Linked DNA regions of Homo sapiens: region 2 is linked to region 1. Evidence: read pairs that join two places in POLR2A ChIA-PET (ENCODE). Cell type or tissue: B cell. All regions are shown on one strand. Links, peaks and the distances in the headings refer to the core of each region. The heading gives the core; the rest is flanking DNA.

What was found. ChIA-PET counts read pairs that join two places held together with the same protein. Peaks named below come from ENCODE experiments on the same cell type or tissue, not always from the same donor. Only the 100,000 strongest peaks of a DNase experiment are listed, where the experiment ranks them.
Region 2: POLR2A ChIA-PET joins it to region 1 with 10 read pairs; 5 of 35 experiments call an interaction of 5 or more read pairs at or near these places.

What each region holds. Positions count from the first base shown.
Region 1 is chr12:120,775,245-120,783,579 of GRCh38, reverse strand. SPPL3 (signal peptide peptidase like 3) reads left to right here. Exons shown (of 11, transcript NM_139015.5): 6 at 813-925. Among named protein-coding and RNA genes, the nearest start is that of ACADS, 54 kb to the right of the region's middle. RefSeq lists an enhancer at 1-538. In B cell, for the core only: no CTCF peak of the experiment used is centred there; no DNase peak of the experiment used is centred there.
Region 2 is chr12:120,661,308-120,669,639 of GRCh38, reverse strand. CABP1 (calcium binding protein 1) reads right to left here. Exons shown (of 6, transcript NM_001033677.2): 6 at 2,316-2,765. The coding sequence ends at 2,740. Among named protein-coding and RNA genes, the nearest start is that of MLEC, 22 kb to the left of the region's middle. RefSeq lists enhancers at 1,889-2,409, 2,410-2,931. In B cell, for the core only: a CTCF peak has its summit at 7,954; DNase peaks (open chromatin) are centred at 2,925, 3,147, 3,389 and 6,539; H3K4me3 peaks cover 585 bases; H3K27ac peaks cover 122 bases.

The sequences.
Region 1 (8,335 bases), core at 45-8,044:
GGCTGGAGCACAGAAATGCCAAAAGACCAGGAAGTGACACATTTGATCTTTAAAGCCAGAAGCTAGTACTTCCTTTTGTACCTTCTCATGTCAGAGGAAATACAAACAAAACTTAGGAAGTCTGAGTCATTGTAATGTGCTTCCTACTTAGATCATTGAAAGATGAGCAGTTTTCTTTTGAAACGGTGCTTTCATTCCTTTACTGTGAGTTGATGAAATATGAGAATAGTGGTTGAACTCAAACGTTCTTCTTTGCCTTTGGTCTTCGGTGGCCTAGATATGCTACCTACTTGCGTTTAATCCTAGTGTTCACACCTTAACTCTGAAAGTCATTGCTGCACGGAAACAAAATTCTGTGCTAATGGAGATGCTGAACGCACTTAGGAAACCAGTCATTGGTGGCAGCTGATGCTCGCAGGAATTAGTGATAACCAAAAGATTTACAATCTTCTAAATAGAGTGATACCATCTTTGGTAAATGAGTTGAATTGTTGGCATTTCTTCATTTTGTTTTCCTCATAAGAATAGAATTTCCTCCATACTTATTAGCTTTTCCAGAGGTTAATATTATCACTTCAAACTTCTAAATGCCCATGTTGATAATTGGTCCCAAAAAGACATTATCAGTTGGTGCAGAAGTATATTCCTGTGAGCTTTCCATAGGTTTCTCCAAAAAAGGATTGGGTATTTTGGATTTCCAGCTATCTTGGTATTATCTGCTATTCTAATCCAGCCATCACGAAATACCAAAGGAGAATTTGGTTACTGAATAAAGTGTGCCCACTGTCCAATAAGTGTTGTGTGTTTTCCAGGATTTCCTTTGGTTGCTGTGGACGTTTCACTGCTGCTGAGTTGCTGTCATTCTCTCTGTCTGTCATGCTCGTCCTCATCTGGGTTCTCACTGGCCATTGGCTTCTCATGGATGGTGAGTGACTAATTTGTGACAAATTGTAATTTTACTTTATAGAGTTTTATAGATACTTTAGGATATTCACAGAGCTGTACAACCATCACTACAATAAACTTTTAGAGCATTTTCACACCCACCCCCGCCAAAACAAATGAGCGGTCATTCCCCTTACCCACCTCCCCAGCCCCAGGTATCCACTAGTCTCTACTTTCTGTTTCTATGGATTTCTCCATTCTGGACATTTTCCATAAATGGAATCATACATTATGTGGCCTTTTGTGTCTGACTTGTTTCACTTAGCATGTTTTCAAGGTTCATCTGTGTTGTAACCTGTATCAGCACTTCCTTTTTATGGCTGAATACTGTTCCATTGTATGGATACACTAATTTTATTTATTCGTTTACCGGTTGTTTCCACTTTTTAGGCTATTATGAATGATGCTTCTTTGAATATTAATGTACAAGTTTTTGTGCAGACTATGCTTTTTTATATAAATGGAAGCTTCGCACAATGGCTCATGCCTGTAATCCCAGCACATTGGGAGGCTGAGGCAGGAGGATCACTTGAGACCAAGAGTTCAAGACCAGTCTGGACAACATAGCAAGATCCCATTTCTACAAAAATAAAAATCATCTGGGCATGGTACACCTGCAGTCCCAGCTACTTGGGAGGCTGAGGCGGGAGGATCCCTTGAGCCCAGGAGTTCAAGATTACAGAGAGCTATGATCATGCTACTGCACTCCAGCCTCAGCAACAGAGTGAGACCCTGTCTCTTTAAAAAGTAACAATAAGGGCTGGGCATTGTGGTTCATGCCTGTAATGGGAGGCTGAGGCAGGCGGATCACAAGGTCAGGAGATCAAGACCATCCTGGCTAAAATGGCTAAAATGGTGAGACCCCGTCTCTACTAAAAATACAAAAAATTAGCTGGGAGTGGTGGTAGGCACCTGTAGTCCCAGCTACTCGGGAGGCTGAGGCAGGAGAACTCCGGAGGTGTGAACCCGGGAGGCGGAGCTTGCAGTGAGCCAAGATCGAGCCACTGCACTCCGGCCTGGGCAACAGAGCAAGACTCCGTCTCAAAAAAAAAAAAAAAAAAAAAAAAAAAAAAAAAAAACGTAACAATAAGGAGATGGGATTAGACTGTAATATAATGCATCATATTATGCTCTATATTATATATGTAGTATATGTAATATAACATGTTATATATAACCTGCATTATGTACGTGATATACATCATACACTTTAATGATATAAATACATGTCTATATCATTACATAAAAGTATATCATATCCTTTTTAATAACTCCAGAGTATTAAGGATGAATACCTAGACATGAAATTCCTAGAACAGAATTCTTGCATTAAAAAAATCTATACCTATTATTATATTGCCTTTCAGATAGGCTATAGTAGTTTATACTCCAACCTGTAGCATATGAGAATTTCTCTTCATTGATGATAAGGATGAAGTAATAATGACAATAATACCTAGGATGAATGGAGTGCTTTTTATTGATTAGGCAGTCTGCTAGGTGCTTTACATGGATCATCTCTTTTAATCCTCAGAACAACTCTTTGAAGTAGGTACTGCTGTTTGTTTCCATTTTCAAAAGAGTAAACAAAGGTTCAGAGAACTAGCTCATCCCAGCCACAGACCCCTTATATAGAATTCATACTTACCACCAAAGCATCTTGGAGGCTGTTTCTGAAAATCACCCATAATTTTCCTGGTTTTTCCCTTAAAACCTTTTTTTGGGGGAGGGAGTTTCGCTTTTGTTGCCCAGGCTGGAGTGCAATGGTGTGATCTTGGCTCGCTGCAGCCTTCGTCTCCCGGATTCCAACTATTCTGCCTCAGCCTCCCAAGTAGCTGGGATTGTGGGCACACGCCACCATGCCCAGCTAATTTTTGTTTTGTTTTTTTTTTTAATTTTTGTATTTTTTAGTAGAGACGGGGTTTCACCATGTTGGTCAGGCTAGTCTCGAACCCCTGACCTCAGGTGATCCACCCGCCTCAGCCTCCCAAAGTTCTGGGATTACAGGCGTGAGCCACCACGCCCAGCTTTTTTTTTTTTTTTTTTTAAATAGAGACAGGGTGTCTTCATGTTGCCCAGGCTGGTCTTGAACTCCTGGACCCAGGCGATCCTCCCGCCTCGGCCTCCCAAAGTGCACAGGCATGAGCCACTGTGCCTGGCCTCCCCCAGCTTTTTTTGTTTTGTTTGGAGACAGGGCCTTACTCTGTTGCTCAGGCTGGAGTGCAGTGGCATGATCAGTGCTTACCCAACTCTTGAACTCAAGCAGTCCTCCCACCTCTGCCTCTCAAGTACACAGACACAAGCCACCATACCCAGACAATTTTTTTTATTATTATTTTATAGAGATGGGTCTCACTATGTTACCCAGGCTGGTCTTGAACTCCTGGCCTCAAGCAGTCCTCCCAAAGTGCTGGGATGGGGCCAGTGCATTGGCTCCCAGCACTTTGAGAGGCCAGGATGGGAGGATTGCTTGAGGCGAGGAGTTCAAGACCAGCCTGGGCAACATAGTGAGACTGCATCTCTACAAAGCACTGGGATTACAAGCATGTACTGAGCCACGAGGCCCAGCCCCTTGAGATGTTTTTAAACTTTTCTTTTAAACCGTATCATTCTGTTTCCACTTCTTTTTTTTTTTTTGAGATGGAGTCTCACTCTGTTGCCCAGGCTGGAGTGCAGTGGCACGATCTCAGCTCACTGCAACCTCCGCCTCCTAGGTTCAAGTGATTCTCCTGCCTCAGCCTCCTGAGTAACTGGGATTACAGGTGCCCACCACCACACCTTGCTAATTTTTTTTTTTTTTTTTTTTTTTTTTTTGTATTTTTAGTAGAGACAAGGTTTCGCCACGTTGGCCAGGCTGGTCTTGAACTCCTGACCTCAGGTGATCCACCCGCCTCAGCCTCCCAAGGTGCTGGGATTACAGGCGTGAGCCCACCGCAGCTGGCCTTCACTTCCTTTATATGCAGTCCTTACATTTCCACAGTTCACTTTTGTAATCTCAAAAAATTTTTATCTAACTGCTCTGCCCCACAAAGTAAAATTCTTTAAAAGGGGTTGTGAACTATCACCTTTTCCTTTCTTTTGGTGGTTCCAAAGAGAAGAAGGTTAAAATATAAAGACAGTCAATTTTATACTACTTGTAATTCCAAAGAATTTTTAAGGGAAGAATTTGAAAATCTGGGGTACAGGTATGGATTGCATCTATTCCTGTTACCTACTCCAAATAACCACAAAGCTACTCCAGACTTTGGAGACAGAGTTCTTTGGAACCAGTGCCAGGTCTGGGAGGCTCCTCTGCACTCCACCAGGCAGTGTTTCCCTGCAGCTCTGGGGCTGGCTCAGAGGTGTTGGGGTTGATGTTCATCATTGTCTGAGCCCAGAGCCACCCAGAGTGATGCTTACTGTCACTGCCTCAAGTTTGGAGTAGCTAAGTTAGTCAAACAGTTTCTAAGTACTGATCTTATAGGCTATATATACTTTGTATGACTGATCTTAAGTTTGCTGCATAGTATTTGGTCCATTGTTTGGGGTTTTTATTTTTAATTTGTTTTAGAGAAAGGTTCTTGCTCTGTTGTCCAGGCTGCAATATGGTAACATGATCCTAACTCACTGTGACCTCAAGCTCCTGGGCTTAAGTAATTGTTTGGATTTTTTTTTAGAAGACATTTGCATCAAATATATGAATTAACTCAAAACCAAGGATGTTCTGGTCAATTTGGATAGAATTTGACAAAAATGATTGTATTTTTTTTCTGGATCCAGAATCAGAATCATCTTAATAAGAAAGAAATTTTAAACTTTAAGGAAAACAAAAAACTTGTCCTTCTGCATCTAGGAATTTTTTTTCTTCGTAAGTGACTTTGACCAGTACAATGATTTGAATGTCTGTGTGTCAAGTTAGTTAGTAAAATGTCATAAGAAACTGAGTATTCTGTGGAAATAAACTAGCAAGTGGATTGCAAATTGTAAAGCATACAAATATAAGTTATACTTACAATTTTAAAATACATTTGTTAAAAAGACAAGATTATAGTGATGGAGAACAGCTCAGTGGTTGGCAGGGTTTGTGTGGAGGAGTAGGGTGACTATAAAGAAAAAACAGGGGTTTTGGGGGTGATGTGACCATTCTCTATGCTGAGCATGGTGGTGACTCTGTAAATGCATGTGGGAACTTTCATAGAACTGCTACATCTAAAGAGAAACTGTCAATTTTACTGTTCAGGCCGGGCGCGGTGGCTCATGCTTGTAATCCCAGCACTTTGGGAGGCTGAGGCAGGCGCATCACCTGAGGTCAGGAGTTCGAGACCAGCCTGGCCAACATGGTGAAACCCCGTCTCTACTAAAAGTTCAAAAATTAGCCAGGTGTGGTGGTGTGCGCCTGTAATCCCAGCTACTCAGAATGGTGAGACAGGAGAATCGCTTCAACCCAGGAGGTGGAGGTTGCAGTGAGCCGAGATCACACCACTGCACTCCAGCCTGGGCAACAGAGTAAGACTCCATCTCAAAAAAAAAAAAAAAAAAAAAAATTGCTTTTCAGTCATTTTGGAAATAAAATGTTAAATATGTTTTTATTTTTTACAAATATGTAAATCTGTTTTCATAGTAGTTATTCAATGCTTTTTTTGAGTGTCTACCATATACCAAGCTATTAAAACAGTTCCTTGAGTTTGCAGACCAAGTTACCCTCTAGACTATACAGACCTTTGATGACGCAGACAGGAAAGGCAAAGTCAAAATCACCCGTGCCCGTCTGTGTAGTAATTCACCTTTGCTGATTCTGACAGGTTTGGTCATTTGTTTAGCATCTTGTATTCCCTTATAAAAACATGTGCTGTGATTGTTTGCTTCAGTACTAGAGAACCCACTATGCATATAAGCAGTCTGAAGTGCAATGGCTACCAGACCTGATTTCCCAAATCAAGTATTAATTAGTGCTTTCAGTAGCTTGTGATTTGTGTTACGATACTTCAGTGCTTCCGGAAGTTGATGACATTGCATTCAAAGTAATACAGCAAGTTGCTTGCCCAGCTTATGGTAAAAGGGTGGTATGGTAAAAGGGTGGGTAAGTGCTGATTCTATAAGGACTAGTTATTATTAAGAGTGATAAAGTGACAGCTATGTGCATTAGACTTTTCCGGAGAGTAGCATTTGTTGAATTCTGCAAACAATAATTTGTTAACTTAAAGTAGGGAAGAAGTGATGCATGTATAAACAGAGCATATAGGGAATTCTGAAAAACTTTAGTAAAACCTAATCTTTTAAAAATATGTGTTATACAATATTAAGGAATCTTGATCATGATAATTATTGGGGCACAGAGAATAAATTTTAGTCCAAATCAATCTCATAGCTTCTTTTATGAGTATATCCCTTAAATCTTACCTAGTCCAGTGGCTTCCTGATGAGGAAACAGGCAGATGTTTCTCCTGCTGTTACTTCTGAACAGAAACTATTTAGAAATTCCAGTTAGTTGGTTAGAATCTAAACCAGATTTTTTCAGTGCATGTAAGTTGGCTGTTTGGATGACTGTGAACCACATATTCCTAAGAGAGACTGTTTTATGATGGTGTCTTTAAATGACAGATTGAGAGGCCACCCCCATAATGATACACTTAAATCCACCTAAACAAATGTGGAATGAGACAATGAAAGCACCAGGTGCTACTGGTTTAAAGTAATGTAAAGCAGTAATCACCTAAGCAGGATGATTAGTTTCACTGCTAGCAGATGCAAAGCCCATATTATGACAAATGATATTTTAACTACCTTGAAGTCTCAGTCCCCCATGTGGTCTGAGTTTCTCAGTAATCCCACTGCTAACTTTTTGATGGCTCTCCTTTCTTGAACCTCTTTATTCACATGTCCAGACACACATGATACTATTTACATGTTTTGCTGAGGGTTTAAAAGTGCTTAGTAAGCCGCTGACCCAAAAAAGATGAGCTGTTTCTCAAAACAATAAGCAGTGTGGTCTTTCTACCCTTAGCTCTGTCCTATCTTAGCATTGCAGAGAACAGAAAAAATGCCTGTTTACTAATAGTATGTTACCAAAAAAAAAAAGTTCAGCATGGTGGAAGGTGACATTCTTTTCACAGCCATTGGAAACATACACTTTAGAGCAAGTCGGGAGAATTTTATTCGTTGTACTTCTGCAGACAGGTCTGGAATGGGTTTATCAGACTCACTAAAGGAGGAATGGGGTGAGCACCTCTCTGTAAGACATACTAAAGGGTCTGTTTTACAATGCGAGTCCCTTCCTCTAGACTGTACAGTTGACAGAAAATTGGCCATAAAGAACAAACTTTTTTCCCCAGTGGCCGCTATCAGAAGTACATTTCCATTGGAAAATTCACTTCATAGTTGAAAAGTTTTGCTGAATGTTCAGTGAGGCTCCCCGAAACCCTAATTAGAATTTTACCACATTTTTCTGTCATTATTGCAGTTTCCCAGTATTACTTATCCACAGATCTCTTCTTCCTGCCAGTTTGCACTGGTTGAAACGCCCTTGTGACCAAGGATGGAATTTTTCCTCAAAGAGAGCCTTTGAGCTTTTCGTTTGTTTCTCAGACTAGTGTTTGACTTGTTTTCTGCTGTCACAGTAGTCTGGCTTTCTAGCCATGTTGTGTAATACACTGTAGTGTCTTGCTCTCTGCTGTGAATATTATCTTTCAGACTTCTCTGCAGAATCTGAAATCATCTTGTAAGCAGTGATATTTGGTGGCTGGGTTTTTTTTTTAATTAGTGTTTCTTAACTGAAGTCTGTTCTTTGAAGTTAATTTAGAGTGAAAACAGGATAATAAATTATTTTCAGGGCTACACTAAGAAGTATTAACATTAAGAATGGACTTCGGGATTTTCCCGAACTGAAGTCTAGGGCTGTTTTATCTACTCTCAGTTTCATCTGGCAAATTAACCTTTCAAATTTGGGAAGACTTGAAAGAGTTGGACCTATGGGTGATGGTATGTTAGCTAAAAGCTGATGAATATTGAGTACACACCCCTAGTGATCAAGGATCATAGAACCTGGTTTACAGTCTATCCCCTGCCTAGTTCAGGGACTAACAGAATCTTGACAGATGTCTGATTCAGTCCCCTCGTTTTATAGCAATTGCTACTAACCTATGATTAGAACATGTTTAGGGCCAGAAATCTAACAATTGATATTTTGTTTTAAAATGCTACACTCAACCGGGCACGGTGGCTCACACCTGTAATCCCAACTCTTTGGGAGGCGAAGGTGGGCAGATCAGTTGAGGTCAGGAGTTGGAGACCAGCCTGGCCAACATGGTGAAACCCCATCTCTACTAAAAATAAAAAAATTAACCAAGGTGTGCTGGCATGCACCTGTAGTCCCAGCTACTTGGGAGGCTGAGGCAGGAGAATCACTTGAACC
Region 2 (8,332 bases), core at 1-8,000, 110 kb after region 1:
TGAGATTACAGTCATGCCCCACTACGCCTGGCTAATTTTTGTATTTTTAGTACAGACGGGGTTTCACCATGTTGGCCAGGCTTGCCACTTCTTTGATTTTAGGCAGCCACACACTGGGGACAAAGAAGTCCTAGTTTATCCCTAAGTCTATCCTGAGTGGTGTTCCTGGGGGCTCACCCTGCCAGCCGATAGAGATGTCTACAGAAGCCCTCTTCCCGCAGGTTGCCCTCCAAGGCCACTGTGTTTCTGAAACAGTGAAACTCTGGAGTCTCTGGGCGGAGCCAAGCTAGTACAGAGGCAGGCAGGGCTGCAGGCTTGCCTAGCAGGGCACAGAGCCAAGGGCTTAGTCTCAGAATTGGATTATTAGAGTGAATTTGGAGCTCCCAGCCCCACTGACCTCGGGAACGTGAGGATTACCCGGGCCTCTGGCTGGGGCCCACGATCCTGCACATTCCCTGCCAGGTCTGAGAATAAGGATCCTCCCTCTGCGGCAGCACAGCGGGCAGCGGATGCTCTGCCCACCTCCCACCCCCAGCCATCAACCCCGCAGCCTCCCCTGGCTGCCTGGAGGCACACCAGCCTCCCTTGTGTCTGGGGTTTACAGCAGTGCTATTCAGGTTGTTGTCCATGGACTGGCAGCATCAGCATCCTCTGGGAACTTGTAAGAGATGCAAATTCATGGACTGCGCCCCAGACATGGGATCAGAATCACTGCGGGGGTGGCCCAGATCTGGGCTTCACAAATGCTCCAGGCAATTCTGCTGTATGCTAAGATTTGGGAACCAATGGCTTGAGGTACACCGGCCACCCCACACACCTGCCCAAGTACGCTCCAAGCCTGTCTAAGACTCGACAACTTCTACCCACAGATTTCTCCTTTGGGCTGCTTTAAGACTTCACTTATAGAAACGAATTACAATGGGTCTTTTCAATTGCATGATTCCACTGCAGTCTGAATAGCAGTCCCTGGGGTGTGCCGTGTGGTGCAATGCCCTGAGGGCACTTGCTATGCACTGACCCCATCCTTTATCATCCCCACATTACACAGGAAGAAACTGAGCTTCAGAAAGGGGACGCGACTGGCCCTAAGTCACACAGCAAGCAAACCCTGGGCCTATTGGCTACACATCTTCCTCCCACTCAGCAGAGAGGATGGCAGCTATTTCTTTCTTTTTTTAGACGGAGTCTCGCTCCGTCACCCAGTGGCATGATCTCGGCCCACTGCAGCCTCCACCTCCTGGGTTCAAGCGATTCTCCTGAAGCTGGGACTCTAGGTGCATGCCACCACGCCCGGCTAATTTTTCTATTTTTGTAGAGACAGGCCACGTTGGTCAGGTTAGTCTTGAACTCCTGAACTCAGGTGATCCTCCCGCCTCAGCCTCCCCAGAGTGCTGGGATTACAGGCATGAGCCACGGCGCGCAGCCAGTGGCAGCTGTGTCTATATCTGTCTGTCCGCACACACTGGGACTTCCTCCAGAGCAAAACCCTTGACATCACTTCACTGGGCAAGCCTTTTCTGACCTCCCTACAGGAGGCCAGGCCTCCTTAGTATATCCTGCCGAAGGTCCCTATATTTTTCCTCAATAGCAGTATCACAATTTGTAATCCTATATGATGTGTTTCTCTCATGCCTGTCTCTCCAACCAGTATAAAAGTTCCAGAAAGTCAGAAGTGATACAGACTCTGCTGGATGCTTCTCTTCTTATAGAACCTGATTTTGTTTGGGGAAGCTGAGTACCCAGCTAAATAACTAACTACATTCTTCAGTCTCCCTTAGCAGTCCCAGGTTCTGGCCCACGGATGAGAATGGAAGTCACTGAGTACATAATAGGTACTCAATAAATGCATGTTGGCCAGGCATGGAGACTCACGCCTGGAATCCCAGCCCTTTGGGAGGCCAAGGCAGGCAGATCCCTTGAGATCAGGAGTTTGAGACCAGCCTGCCCAACATGTGAAACCCCATCTCTACTAAAAATACAAAAATTAGCCAGGCGTGGTGGCGGGCGCCTGTAATCCCAGCTACTCGGGAGGCTGAGGCAGGAGAATCGCTTGAACCTGGGAAGCAGAGGTTACAGTGAGCTGAGATCACGCCACTGCACTCCAGCCTGGGTGACGGAGCTAGACCCTGTCTCAAAACAGAAAACACAGGAAGGTCAAAAGAACCCTCATTTGACTTCTTCTCGAAATAAATAAATAAACAAACAAAAAATGCTGAATGCAAAAATGATCAGCAGGTTCTGGGCATGCAGTTGGTACTCAGGAAATGTGAGGGTCATCTAACCAGGCCCAAGGAGGAAAGACCATCACGGCTGTCTTGCTCTTGGAAATATTTTTATTGGTTCTGAGATAACAGGGCTGAGGCGAGCTGGGACGGGCGCAGAGCGAAGGTGGGAGGCTTTGCCCTGGGGCGGACATGCTGTGTGGGGTCTGCTGGCGGGCTCCCTGGCCCACCCAGCCAGCAGCAGCTGGGCACATGGCCCTTGGCGCCTGGCATGACCTCTGCCGGCTTGGCACGGTGGCCTCCTCGTCGGCGGGCGCCCCCGCTTTCCAGTTGCAGGAGTTAGTCTTTCACAGTGCGGAGGGGTGGGGGTCCGGGGTGGGCGCCTCCCCGGGGTGCAGGCAGGCCCCATCCGCCAGTACATCCTGGGCTCTCGGCGGCTACAGCGGGTGAGGCAAGCTCTAGCTCCTCTTAGCCCCGCCTTTGGGAGCTTGGCAGTCCTGGAGGGGCCCTCGCGGCCTCAGCGGGACATCATCCGGACAAACTCTAGAAGGGTAGAGGAGCAGCTGGGGAGCAAGCAGCAGCCAGAGGCCTCCCCAGGTTGCTGCCTTCAGACCCCACCCTGTTGCCACTGCCCCAACTCTGTGCTGGTCCCCCATCCATTCCGCCCTCTCCAATCCATGGACACAGCAGCCAGCGAGAGTGTTCTAATCTGCGGATCTGACCGCTGCGTAAACCTCCCACAGCTCTCCACTGGAAAAATCTCCAATATCCTGACACAGCCTCATGGCCCTCCCTGATCTGGCGCCAGCTGACATCTCCAGCCATATCTCTCAGGCTAACTCCCAACCTCTGTGCTCCAACTACACAGATCTTTTCAGCCCCTCAAGTGCAGCTGGCGCACTCTCTCTCTCACCTCTCAGCATTTTTTTTTTTTTTTTTTTTTTGAGATGGAGTCTTGCTCTGTCACCCAGGCTGGAGTGCGGTGATGCGATCTCAGCTCACTGAAGCCTCCACCTCCTGGGTTCAAGCGATTCTCCTGCCTCAGCCTCCCTAGTAGCTGGGATTACAGGTGTGCACTACCACGCTTGGCTAATTTTTGTACTTTTAGTAGAGATGGGGTTTCACCATGTTGGCCAGGCTGGTCTCCTCTCAGCTTTTCTGAAAGCAACCTGTACCCCCTCCCTTCTTCTTCTTCCTTTTTTTTTTTTTTTTTTAATGTAGAGACAGAGTCTCCCTCTGTCGCCCACGCTGAAGTGCAGTGGCATGATTATAGCTCACTGTAAGGTCAAACTCCTGGGCTCTAGCAATCCTCCTGCCTTGGCCTCCCAAAGTGCTGGGATTACAGGTGTGGCCACCGTGCCCAGCCCCTTCTCTCTCTCTCTTTTCTTTTTTTTTTTTTTGAGACAGAGTCTCGCTCTGTCACCTAGGCTGGAGTGCAGTGGCGTGATCTTGGCTCACTGCAAGCTCTGCCTCCCGGGTTCACGCCATTCTCCTGCCTCAGCCTCCCAAGTAGCTGGGACCAGGAGCCCGCCACGACGTCCAGCTAATTTTTTGTATTTTTATAGAGATGGGGTTTCACCATGTTAGCCAGGATGGTCTCGATCTCCTGACCTCGTGATCCGCCCACCTCGGCTTCCCAAAGTGCTGGGATTACAGGCGTGAGCCACCGCGCCGGGCCTCTCTCTCTCTTTTTTTAAGGGCAATTTTAGGTTTATGGCAAAACGGATTAGAAAGTACGGAGATTTTTTTCTGCAACCCCTGTCCCCGCATACGCATAGCCTCCCACACCAACCACATCCCACACAGAGTGGTGCATTTGTTGTAAGTGAGAAACCGACACCGACACATCGTTATCACCTGGAGACCACAGTTTACATCAGGGTTCATTGTTGGCGATGTACATTCTATGGGTTCAGACAAATGTATAATGACATGCATCCTCTGCTGTTGTATCATACAGAATCGTTTATTTTTATTTATTTATTTATTTTTGAGACAGGGTCTCACTTTGTCACCCAGGCTGGAGTACAGTGGCACAATCTCGGCTCACTGCAGCCTTGACCTCCCGGGCTCAAGCGATCCTCCCACCTCAGCTCTCCAGGTAGCTGGGACTACAGGCATGCGCCACCAAGCCTGGCTAATTTTTTTTGTATTTTTAGTAGAGACGGGGTTTCACCATGTTGCCCAGGCTGGTCTCGAACTCCTGACCTCAAGTGATCCTCCTGCCTCAGCCTCCCAAAATACTAGGATTACAGGCATGTGCCACTGTACCTGGCCTCATACAGAATAGTTTCACTGCCCTAAAAATCTTCTCTTCTCTGCCTATTCATCCCTCCCTCCCCCCAACCCCTTGCACCCACTGATCTTTTTACTGTCTCCATAGTTTTGCCTTTTCCAGAATGTCATATAGATGAAATCATAGGGTATGCAGTGTTTTCAGATTGGCTTTTCACTTAGTAATATGCATGTGTGTCCCCTCTTCACCATGTCTTTTCATGACTAGATAGCTCATCTCTCTCTCTCTCTTTTTTTTTTTTCTTTTTGAGACAGAGTCTTGCTCTGTTGCCCAGGCTGGAGTGCAGCAGTACCATCTCAGCTCACTACAACCTCCGCCTCCCGGGTTCAAGCGATTCTGTGTCTCAGCCTCCCAAGTGCTGGGATTACAGGTGTGCGCCACCACACCCAGCTAATTTTTTTTGTATTTTTAATAGAGACAGGGTTTCACCATGTTGATCAGGCTGGTCTCAAACTCCTGACATCAAGTGATCTGCCCACCTCGGCCTACCATAGTGCTGGGATTACAGGCATGAGCCACAGCGCCTGGCCTAGCTCATCTCTTTTTAGCACTGAGCAATATCCCATTGTCTGGATGTGCCCCCGTTTATTTATCCATCACTTACTGAAAGGACACCTTGGTTGTTTCCAAGTTTGGACAATTATGAATAAAGCTGCTATAAGCATCTATGTACAGATTTGTGTGGACATAGGTTTTCAACTCATTTGGGTAAATACCTGCCCTTCCCTCTCACCTGGTGGCTCTTCCCATTTTGGGGGGCTCTAATTATTTATAACCTCCTCCAGGAAGTCTTCCCTAATCCCTCCCTGCAACTTGGCACAGGCGCCCCCTCTATAGCAGCCCCCTGTGCTTCCCCCAGCACACATGGATTATGCTATTGTTTTCTCTGGTTTTCTTGCTGGTTTTGAGCTCTTCGAGGCAGAGACCAGATCTTAGCACACAGCAGATGTACAATGCATCCTCGTAGGATGAATGGGGGATGCCAGGCTTTCAAGAGCAAGGCTGTCATCTGTGGTGGGCGCTACCTGGATACAGGGAGACCTGAGATTTCCAGATCTGGTGATAACAAAGCCTTCTCTCCAACTATCCACGCTCCCTGGCCTTGAAGGCCAACTGCTCCTGAGAGAAAACCTCCCAGCCTTTGTGTTCTGGACACTCACGGTCTCTGGCACATGCTTATCTTGTCTTTCTGCTCAGAATGCAAGTTCCTGGTGTGCAGAGTCAACATTTTACCCTTTCCCTGTATCCCGTAGTGCCTCACATGGCGTCATGCACAAGACTGCATTCTGCTGTGATTTCAGGCCTGGGGCTGTGCCCCAGCTCTGCCTCTTAGTAGGCAGGCAATCTTGAGCTAGTTATATTACTTCTCTGAGCCTCAGTTTCCTCATCTGTAACATGAGGTTATAATAATGCAATCCATAGAGTCATTCTGAGAATTAAATGTAAGAATATGTGTAAAGCTACTTAGTACAATGACTGCACATAAGTGTACAGTAAATTATAACTATTATGATTACTATTGATTCTTTAAAAAGAAAGTCTTTGAGGCTGGGCGCGGTGGCTCACGACTGTAATCCCAGCACTTTGGGAGGCTAAGGCGGGTGGATCACTTGAGGCCAGGAGTTCGAGACCAGCCTGGCCAACATGGTGAAACCCTGTCTCTACTAAAAATACAAAAAATTAGCCAGGCATGGTGGTGCACCCCTATAGTCCCAGCTACTCGGGAGGCTGAGCCACAAGAATCACTTGAACCCGGGAGGCGGAGGTTGCAGTGAGCCGAGATTACGCCACTGCACTCCAGCCTGGGCGACAGAGCAAGACCCTGTCTTAAAATAAATAAATAAATAAATAAATAAATAACCTTTCACTGAGCACTAGCTGTGTTATGCAAGAAATGCAGTGATTAAGAAAATAGGGTTCTTCTTTCAAAGTTCAGAGTCAACTGGGAAGACAACTCTAACCAGCAGTTAGGGGACAGTGTGAAGAACAGGTGAGCCTGACGTGCTGTGAAAACCCAGAAAAGAGGAAGTTCAGTTTGAGGAACCAGGGAAGGGTGCTAGAAGAAGGAGTCCCACTGTCGAGTCATGAAGAATGTCCCTTGGGCTAACAGAACTTAGCCCAAGTAAAAAACAGGATAGGCCAGATGCAGTGGCTCACACCTATAATCCCAGCACTTTGGGAGGCCAAGGCGGGTGGATCACCTGAGTTCAGGAGTTCCAGACCAGCCTGGCCAACATAGTGAAACCCCATCTCTACTGAAAATACAAAAACTAGCTGGACGTGGTGGTAGGCGCCTGTAATCCCAGCTATTCGGGAGGCTGAGGCAGGAGAATCGCTTGAATCCAGGAGGCAGAGGTTGCAGTGAGCTGAGATCGTGCCATTGCACTCCAGCCTGGAGTACAAGAGCGAGACTTTGTCTCAAAAAAAAAAAAAAAAAGAACAGGATAAAAGCCCTCCTGGTGGCCAGGCACAGTGGCTCACGCCTGTAATCCCAGCACTTTGGGAGGCCGAGGCGGGTGGATCACTTGAGGTCAGGAGTTCAAGACTAGCCTGGTCAACATGGTGAAACCCCGTCTCAACTGAAAATACAAAAATTAGCCGGGCATGGTGGTGGGCGCCTGTAATCCCAGCTACTTGGGAAGCTGAGGCAGGAGAATCACTTGAATCTGGGAGGCGCAGTTTGCAGTGAGCCAAGATCCTGCCACCACACTCCAGCCTGGGCAACAGAGTGAGACTCTGTCTCAAACAAACAAACAAACAAACAACAACAAAAAAGCCCTCCTGGCAAAAAGATCAGTGTATTCAAGAGGGACCCTAGCAGCTTCACTGATCACAAGTATTTTGGTGGAGTGTGAATGAAGGACTGTTGAGTTGTGGCTGGGGAGGTGAGCTGTGGTCAGATCTTAGGGAGCCTGAGTGTCCAGTTGAGGAATGTAATGTTCAGAAAACACCTACCGTGGATGGATGCATGCGTGGGTAGACAGATAAATGGATAGAGAAGGATGGGTGCAGATGGACACAGGGATGGGTGAATGGATGAGTAGATGGATATAGATGAGGAAATGACTGAACAGATAGATGGATAGATCAATGCAAGTATGGGTAGAAGTATATGCAGACGAAGAGACATGAATGTGTGAATGGAAGTATAGAAGTGTGAACACATAGAGAGATCTATATGAGTAGATGAATACATAGATAGATTCATGGGTGAATGTAGAGAAGAATGAATAGATGCACGAATGGACAGATAAATGCATGGATAAATTGCTATAGGAATGATTGCTTAGAGATGGAGGAATGGATAAATAGGCATCTGGACAGATAAGGAGATAAACAGATGAAAAATGGAGAGATAGATATGGAAAGATGGACAGATAGATGAATAGGTAGATGAATGGATGGACAGATGGATGGATAGGTGGATGGATGGATGGATGGATGGATAGATATGTAGACGAATGGATGGACGGATGGATGGATGGATAAATGGATGGATGGATGATGGACAGATAGATAGATAGGTAGATGAATGGATGAATGGATAAATGGACAGATGGATGGATAGGTAGAGGATGGATGGATGGATAGATGGGTAGATAAATGGATGGATGGATGGATGGTGGACAGATGGATAGATAGGTAGATGAATGGATGGATAAATGGACAGATGAATGGAAAGGTAGAGGATGGATAGATGGATGGACAGATGCATGAATAGATGCATGGGGAAGGGATGGGAGATGGATTAGACGGGGGCATGGACGGAGGGATAAGAGGATGAAAGGGCTGGGGGTTGGAAAATTAGGGCGGA